2 separate regions of the Homo sapiens genome follow, and region 1 is linked to region 2. A link is an interaction called in ENCODE POLR2A ChIA-PET data of the cell type or tissue named here. Cell type or tissue: OCI-LY7. All regions are shown on one strand. Region 1 overlaps FBXW4 (F-box and WD repeat domain containing 4). Region 2 overlaps ARMH3 (armadillo like helical domain containing 3).

Region 1 (4,000 bases), 430 kb after region 2:
CCCCCTTCCTCTTCTTTTTTTTTTTTTTTGAGACAGAGTCTTGCTCTATTACCCAGGGTGGAGTACAGTGGTGCTATCTCGGCTCACTGCAAACTCCGCCTCCCGGGTTCACGCCATCCTCCTGCCTCAGCCTCCCGAGTAGCTGGGACTACAGGTGCCTGCCACCGCGCCTGGCTAATTTTTTGTATTTTTAGTAGAGACAGGGTTTACACCGTCTTAGCCAGGATGGTCTCGATCTCCTGACCTCGTGATCCACCTGCCTCGGCCTCCCAAAGTGCTGGGATTACAGGTGTGAGCCACTGCGCCTGGACTTTTTCTGCCTTTCTGTCTTCTGGAACTGGGTACCATGGGGTTAGGCCCAAGGACAGAGGATTACTATCTAAACGAGAAAGAGTCCTTCACCCAACCTCAAAGTGCCAGAATATTTCTGCTTCTGATGGTAGGTGGTCTTCAAGCCCATTCCCTAACTCCCAAGTGCCAGGAATTCCGGTATCTTCATCTTGATTGACCAACCACTGAAGTATCCCTAGCTAGGCCCTGTGATCCCATCAGGCCCTGAGGAACTATGCCAAAGCCATCCTGCCCGAGCCTGGAGTTTGGAGGAATCAAGGCTCATCTTGTGTTCTCTATGTTTGAGCAGGACCCTTCCTTGGCTAGGCCCCAGGGAAGGTGCCTTGTGTTGACTGTCTGGGGCCCAGCTCCTGGCAGCTGGAAGGCCCAAGTGGGTCTGACTGGCCTGACATCACAAATACCCCCTTCCTCCATGGGCTTCCTCTTGCTGTGGGTTTTTTTTTTCTGCCAAGGGGCATTTGAGATGGACCTAGCACTGGTGCCCTGAGCACAGGGCACAGCTGGGCCCCTGATAGCCTGTGGGCAGGTGGGCTTCAGGATGGAGAGCCCTTTAATCCCAGACCTGAAGGTGTCATAGTAGGTCCAGCCACAGTCACAGCCCTAAGCCCCACTGGGATTGTGGGGTGGGGAAAGGGGTGGGGAGGTGGTTGGTGACCTGGCTGCTCCTAGGGTATTGAGTCCTTGGCCAGGTCCTGTGCTGCCCTGTGTGTGTGGCAAGCCCTGCACACATCCCATTGATTCCCCTTCCCCTTTGGGCCAGGGTCATCCCTGGTCCCATGTTACACCTCCACTTCCACCTCAAAGCTCCCAAGTTCCCCTTTTCTCAACAAAGGCAGGGGCAGAATAGGCTTCTCACCCATCCTAACAGATGCCCTAGATTTTTCTCCTCTGAGCCTGTGCTCAAGCCAACCCCATGCCCAGAATACCCCCTCTGTGCCTAATGAAACCCTGCTCGCTCTTCAATATAAACAGCACCTCCACCACGAAGCTCTCCTTGATCCTGACCCCTGTGGCTGGAGTTGGTGGCCCTTTCCACTGAACACAGTGTTGGAACACTGATAAGGGCCACCTGGTCAGCCATGGCTGTGGCCTGGTAGAACTCTCCCTCTGAGCTGGGAACTGACCTTGGTATCCTGAACTGAGCACAGGATATGAGTGAGTATCAGGGCATCTAATGACATTTGGAATAAATGGTAAGGGACATTTGGCTGGAGCCCCTTCTGTCTGGAGAAGGAAGCCGTGTCCTGCACACAGGCTGGGCCACTCTGAGAGCACTGTTAGTGCCCATCCTGCCCAGGTGTGGCTTTGTCTGCCCTGGCCCTCTGCCCCCACCTTGTGCAGGGGCCTGGCCCACAGTCAGGGTGATTACGGGAACTGCCCCTCTTTAAAGTACCTCCCTTCTCCTTTGAAAGCATTACTGATAGCTTTTTTTCATTCTCTTTTTTCTTTACCTCTTTAAGGAACCCTGTAATTTCTTTCTTTCTTTCTCCCCCCTTAACTTTTTCTTTCTTGTCTCCTCTGTCCCCCTGAACTCTTTGAAATTGGCTCTCTGCCTGCTGACACCAAACTGATACTTTGCGTTTCACTTCTCCTTATCCCTTTATGGCAACAGATGTTGAAATTTTGTATCCTTTTATCTACGCGGCTGCCCCTTCCTGTAATTATGGCCCCCTTGTTAGCAGTACAAAGTGGGCTGCCTGGCCTTTGAGCCATTGTGTCTGAACACATGTGCGTGGGTGGGTGCTGGGGGTGTGTGCACACAGACACATGCATGTGAGAGGCTGTATGCTTGAGAAGGCCCTTCCTTCTCACCTGATGGGGCTGAGGCAAGTGAAGCTTCCATAGCTCCTCCATTGTTAATGTTTAGAACCTATCTGTCCCCTTGATTCTCTCACTACCTCCACCAGAGGGCAAGCCTCTGGGCATCTGTGAGGTGGAAAAGCCTGCAAAGAGCTGGAAAGGGCTGGAGGTGACCCTGGGTAACTCTTGGGGCAAGTCCTGAGGATGTTGAGGGGCCAGTGATGGAGTGGCTGCATTGTCTGTGAAGGTGGGGAGTGCCACCACCCTGAAGCATATAGATCTAAGATTTACTAGGTGCGTGACCCCTGCGCCTTCATTTTCTCATCTGTAAAATGGGGTTAAGAAACTTACCTCCAAAGCCTGTTGTGAGGATTAAATGGGCTGATACGAGTAAAACACTCAGCACGTTGCCTGGTACACAGTATGGACTCAGGATATGTGAGCTGTTGCTGCGGTGGCTACTCTGCCACCAGGTAACCTAAGCAGCCGTCTCATCTGGCTCCAGCAGACACAAAGAGAACAACAGGCCCTTCAGCTTACTTCCCTCTGTTCCCGTCATCCTGAAAGCTGCTACCAGACGGGATTTCCAGGAGCTCTGCCTTTATCATGGATTCAGGCTCTGCCTTTCCTTGCTATACGACATTGTCACTTTTTGTCTGTGACTCTTGGTTTCCTTATCTACAATCGGGGCCTGGACTAGGACAATCACTGTTTGTTCAAAAGCCTCATGGCTGTCTGCCACTCACGGAGTTTGTGCCAGGTGAGGGATGTGCACCCTAAGGCCCACTGTGGCCTGGAGGCCAGACCCTGCCAGCACACTCCCAAGCCTCCAACCAAACCAGATTGCCAGCTGCCGCCAAAACAGCCTGGTTGCCCTAGTGCTGCACCTTTGTTGTTGCTGCTCCTGCCACCTGGGCCATCTCCCTATCTTGTCATTGCCTATGACAGCCCTGTCTGTCAGTGAAGAATCAGTCAACACCCCCAGCCAGAAATGCTTGCTTTTCTTAGCTGCCCCCTTGTAGAACTTTCCGTTGTTCTCTGTGGTACCTACCAACTCACATTTTGATTTGTTAGTTGGATATATGTTGCAGACTTCTTTCTCTCCCTGGATTGAATACTCCTTGAAGGCAGGGACAAAGTCTTCTTGATCAAGTCACAGCTTACATCTCCCTGTAGTTTCCATTAAGCACAATGCTTTGTATACAGAAGATGCTCGACTGAAGGAAGGAGATAGAAGGGAGGAAAAACCTCCCATTCTCTTTGCAGCCATGTTGGGCCCAGCTTATACCTTCAAGCCATCTGTCCCCTAGGCAGCAGAGATGGAAGGTGGTCAACTCTTTTGTCACCCTTCCCTCCTCTCTCTCTCTCCAAAAGCCATTGTTGCATTTCAAGGTAGCACATGGCAGACAGGTGCACAGGTAGGCACAGACTCAAACAGATGCAGGAATGAGCATCTGGGTCTCCAGAGCATAGGTCTCTGGAGCATAGGGTCTCCAGAGAACAGCATCAGGAATTCAGTATGTTAAAAATGACTGAAAAATGGTGTGGGAGCCACGGACATGCTGAGCTGTGGGTTGGGAGGTGGAGGAGGTGGTGACTCAGGAGTGCTCTAGTACAGGCGGCTGTTGGGGAGGCTGGGAGAAGTGCAGCAGGGCACCAGGCTTCCTAGCTCTGCAGACTTGGTGGGCAGGGGTAGGGTGCCAGGGACTGCCCCCTGTGCCCAGTCCAGCTTAGCACTCAGGGCCTGTCCCTGGCGGGCTATCCAGGTTTTTAGGGCCAGCCCCTACCATCAGTTAGCTGCCCCCACAAAGATGGTGATGGGTGTCAGCATTTCATGTAAATGTCCCTC
Region 2 (4,000 bases):
CAGAAATGCAGATTAAAGTAATGAAGAATGAGGCAGTGAGACTAATTAGAGTTGTTGCAATTGACTGAGAGTCTGAAGAAAGTGTAGCTGTGGGAATGAAGAGGAGGGGATTTTGGAAATACTGTACTTCTGAGATTGATTCAACTTCTTAGGAAGAGAGTGGGCTAGGATTTCTAATTTGAGAGAGTGGATGTATGGGGATTTCATTGACAGGATATGGATTAGAAAAAGTAGAGCAGGTTTCCAAAGGTTAGGGTATGGAAAGAGGCATAGGGGATATGGTTTGGTATGCCGAGCTCAGGTTGCTTGTAGGATGTACCGATGGAGACCTTAGTAGGCAGCTGGAAGTGAGAGACCTGGTGAGCTTAATGTATTGGCACCAGCTTTGAGTGAGGGCATATATGAAAAAAGTCTTGGGGAAAAAAAAATGTTTATTTTATTTGTCTATAAGGAAGTAGCAGATTATGCACTTCCTCCACTTAATAGTGAGCTTCTCAAGGCAGGGACTGTAATTTAGTAATTTTTTGGTCCCTTTCTGTCTTACACTATGCTTATGTAATTTATAAGGTCTTAATAAGTGTTATTCAAGTAGCAGGAAATCAGTTTACTTTGCAAGATTGCAGGTACCTTTTGGGCTTCCTTTATGAAGATTATGGGGTCAGGCAAGGTGTCTCATGCCTGTAATCCCAGCACTTTGGGAGGCCGAGGCTGGTGGATTGCTTGAGCTCAAGAGTTCAAGATTAGCCTGGGCAAGATAGCAAAACCCTGTCTCTACAAAAAATACAAAAATGAGCCGGGTGTGGCAGTGTGAGCCTGTAGTGCCAGCTACTAAGGAGGCTGAGGTGGGAGGGTCGTGTAAGCCCAGGAGGTTGAGGCTGCAGTGAGCTGTGATTGTGCCACTGCATTCCAGCTTGGGCAACAGAGGGAGACTGTCTTTCGGTGGGGCGGGGGAGTGGGGGAAGAAGATGATTATGGGACTTTATCTTATAATTTTCATTTTATATTTAGGTGGTGTTCATGAGGCTTGTATAATTGAGCAGGGGAAGAAATGAGAAGATATGAGTGACAGTGTGCCGTTTGAATAAGTTCAGGGCTGGAGCAGGAGAAAGTATTAATTTACAGGAATCTCCTGCTCATTGAGAAGATCTTACCATGAATTTTCATTCTGGGATGTGTCAGAAAATGTGGTTTCTAATCAGAATTTCCTGAAATACTGTCAATTTGGAGCTGGTTCCCCCTTCGGAAGGAGGAATGCCTTCCTTCTTGTGTAGGATAATTTGAAAGGGAACCAAAGGTGGTCATGTTTATTTAAATGAACGAGAGCTCATCTTCATTGATCATTTGTAACATTAGGCAAACTGAGTAGATGCTGATGGGACCAGATTAAATTGTCTTTTGTGAAGCTAGTTGACCTGTAGTAGGTACAGACTGGCTGATACCTGGGAATAGTCCTGGTTTTGCCATTTGCTTCTTAGTCTTGGGAAAGTCTCTGAGTTACTTCCATTTTCAGGTATAGGCTGAACACCCATTCTGAGGGGAGCATTGTCTAGAGCACACAAGCTATGGACCCTGCCTTGTAGTGGTTTGTGTGCTTCCTTAATCAGTCTGGTTCTGTCCTAGCTTCTAGAAAATAGAGATGATGCTTGTCAGGTGATGTCCTGAGTTGACTGACTTCTTTCTTTTTCTTTTTCTTTTTTTTTTTTTTCCGAAATGGAGTCTCCCTCTGTTGCCCAGGCTGTAGTGCAGTGGCCCAGTCTTGGCTCACTGCAACTTCCGCCTCTTGGGTTCAAGTGATTCTCCTGCCTCAGCCTCCTGAGTAGCTGGGATTACAGACCCCCTCCACCACACCCAGCTACTTTTTGTATTTTTAGTAGAGATGGTGTTTCACAGTGTTGGCCAGGCTGGTCTCGAACTCTTGACCTCAGATGATCCGCCGGCCTTGGCCTCCCAAAGTGCTGATATTACAGGCATGAGCCACTGCGCCCACTTGACTTTTCTTTCTTTCTTTTTTTTTTTTTTTTTGAGACAGAGTCTTGCTCTGTCGCCCAGCAGGGTGGAGTACAAGTGGCACAATCTTTGCTCACTGCAACCTCCCTCTCCCGGGTTCAAGTGATTCTCCTGCCTCAGCCTCTTGAATAGCTGGGATTACAGGTGCTTGCCACCATGCCCAGCTAATTTTTATATTTTTAGTAGAGGCAGGGTTTCACCATGTTGGCCAGGACAGCCTTGAATTCTTACTCTTAAGTGATCTGCCTCGGCCTCCCAAAGTGCTGAGATTACAGGCGTGAGCCACCATGCCTGGCCTTTTTTTTTTTTTTTTTCTGAGATGGAGTCTTGTTCTGTCACCCAGGCTGGAGTGCAGTGGCGTGATCTCAGCTCAGCGCAACCTCTACCTCCCAGGTTCAAGCAATTCTCGTGCCTCAGCATCCCAAGTGGCTGGGACTACAGGCATGTGCCACCACGCTGACTAATTTTTGTATATTTAGTAGAGATGGGGTTTTACCATGTTGGCCAGGCTGGTTTCGAACTCCCGACCTCAAGTGATCCACCTGCCTCGGCCTCCAAGAGTGTTGGGATTACCGACTTGAGCCACCACATTTGGTGACTTTTCTTGGATAAAATGGGAGTGTTGATATTATGGATGTCAGTTTGGAGTTTCTATAGAAGTGTAACTTTAACTGAATCTTTTTATTTATTTATGTATGTATGTATTTATTTATTTATTTGAGACAGAGTCTTGCTCTGTTGCCCAGGCTGGGGCTGGAGTGCAGTGGCGCGATCTCGGCTTACTGCAAGCTCCACCTCTCGGGTTCAGCCATTCTCTTGCCTCAGCCTCCCGAGTAGCTGGGACTACAGGTGCCCACCACCACGCCTGGCTAATTTTTGTTTTTTTGTATTTTTAGTAGAGACGGGGTTTCACCGTGTTAGCCAGGATGGTCTCAATCTCCTGACCTTGTGATCTGCCCTCCTCGGCCTCCCAAAGTGTTGGGATTACAGGCATGAGCCACAGCGCCTGGCTCTATTTTTTTTATTTTTTGAGACTGAGTCTGGCTCTATCGCCCAGGCTGGAGTACAGTGGCGCGATCTCAGCTCGTTGCAACCACCGCCTCCCGGGTTCAAGCGATTCTCGTGCCTCAGACTCCCGAGTAGCTGGGATTACAGTGAATCTGGTTTTTAATGGTCTAGTTAGCTCCTGATGTTTTGCACTAACAGGACATTCTGATAGGGAGAAGCGCTACCAGAGAGAAAGATTTAATGGCTTTATCACTTACTAGTTGTGTTACTTTGGGCAAAGTAATATCCTCATTGTAAAAATAGGTTGGGGCCGGGTGCAGTGGCTCATGCCTGTAATTCTAGCACTTTGGGGGGCCTAGGTGGGAGGATTGCTTGAGCCCAGGAGTTTGAGACCAACCTGGGCAACATGGTGAAACTCAATCTCTACAAAAAATATGAAAAGTTAGCCAGGCCTGGTGGCATGTGCCTGTAGTCCCAGCTACCCAGGAGGCTGAGGTCAGAGGATCCCTGAGGCTGCAGTGAGCCATGATTGTGCCACTGCACTTCAGCCTTGAGACCCTATCTCAAAAAAAAAAAAAAAAAGTTGCAGGCCCTACTCTATTTTCTTTCTTTCTTTTTTTTTGGAAACAGAGTCTCGCTCTATCCCCCAGGCTGGAGTGCAGTGGCGCGATCTTGGCTCACTGCAACCTCCGCCTCCTGGGTTCAAGCAATTCTCCTGCCTCAGCCTCCTGAGTAGCTGGGATTACAGGCACTTGCCACGATGCGTGGCTAATTTTTGTATTTTTAGTAGAGACGGGGTTTCTGCATGTTGGCCAGGCTGGTCTGGAACTCCTGACCTCAAGTGATCCGCCCGCCTCAGCCTCCCAAAGTACTGGGATTACAGGCGTGAGCCACCGTGCCAGCCCTATTTTCATTTTGGATCTATAGAATCCTTGGAGTGAACTAGCAGTAGAAATTCATTAAAATAGAAAGGGGTTATTTGCTT

Evidence for each region. ChIA-PET counts read pairs that join two places held together with the same protein. Peaks named below come from ENCODE experiments on the same cell type or tissue, not always from the same donor. Only the 100,000 strongest peaks of a DNase experiment are listed, where the experiment ranks them.
Region 1: POLR2A ChIA-PET joins it to region 2 with 5 read pairs; 2 of 35 experiments call an interaction of 5 or more read pairs at or near these places.

Annotation. Positions count from the first base shown.
Region 1 is chr10:101,615,688-101,619,687 of GRCh38, reverse strand. All of the region lies in intron 6 of FBXW4 (F-box and WD repeat domain containing 4), which reads left to right. Among named protein-coding and RNA genes, the nearest start is that of MIR3158-2, 16 kb to the right of the region's middle. RefSeq lists enhancers at 1-248, 294-1,206. In OCI-LY7, CTCF peaks have their summits at 2,047 and 2,249 (motif pointing right); DNase peaks (open chromatin) are centred at 1,237, 2,027 and 3,047; H3K4me3 peaks cover 2,158 bases; H3K27ac peaks cover 4,000 bases.
Region 2 is chr10:102,049,180-102,053,179 of GRCh38, reverse strand. All of the region lies in intron 1 of ARMH3 (armadillo like helical domain containing 3), which reads left to right. Among named protein-coding and RNA genes, the nearest start is that of ARMH3, 5.0 kb to the left of the region's middle. In OCI-LY7, no CTCF peak of the experiment used is centred here; no DNase peak of the experiment used is centred here.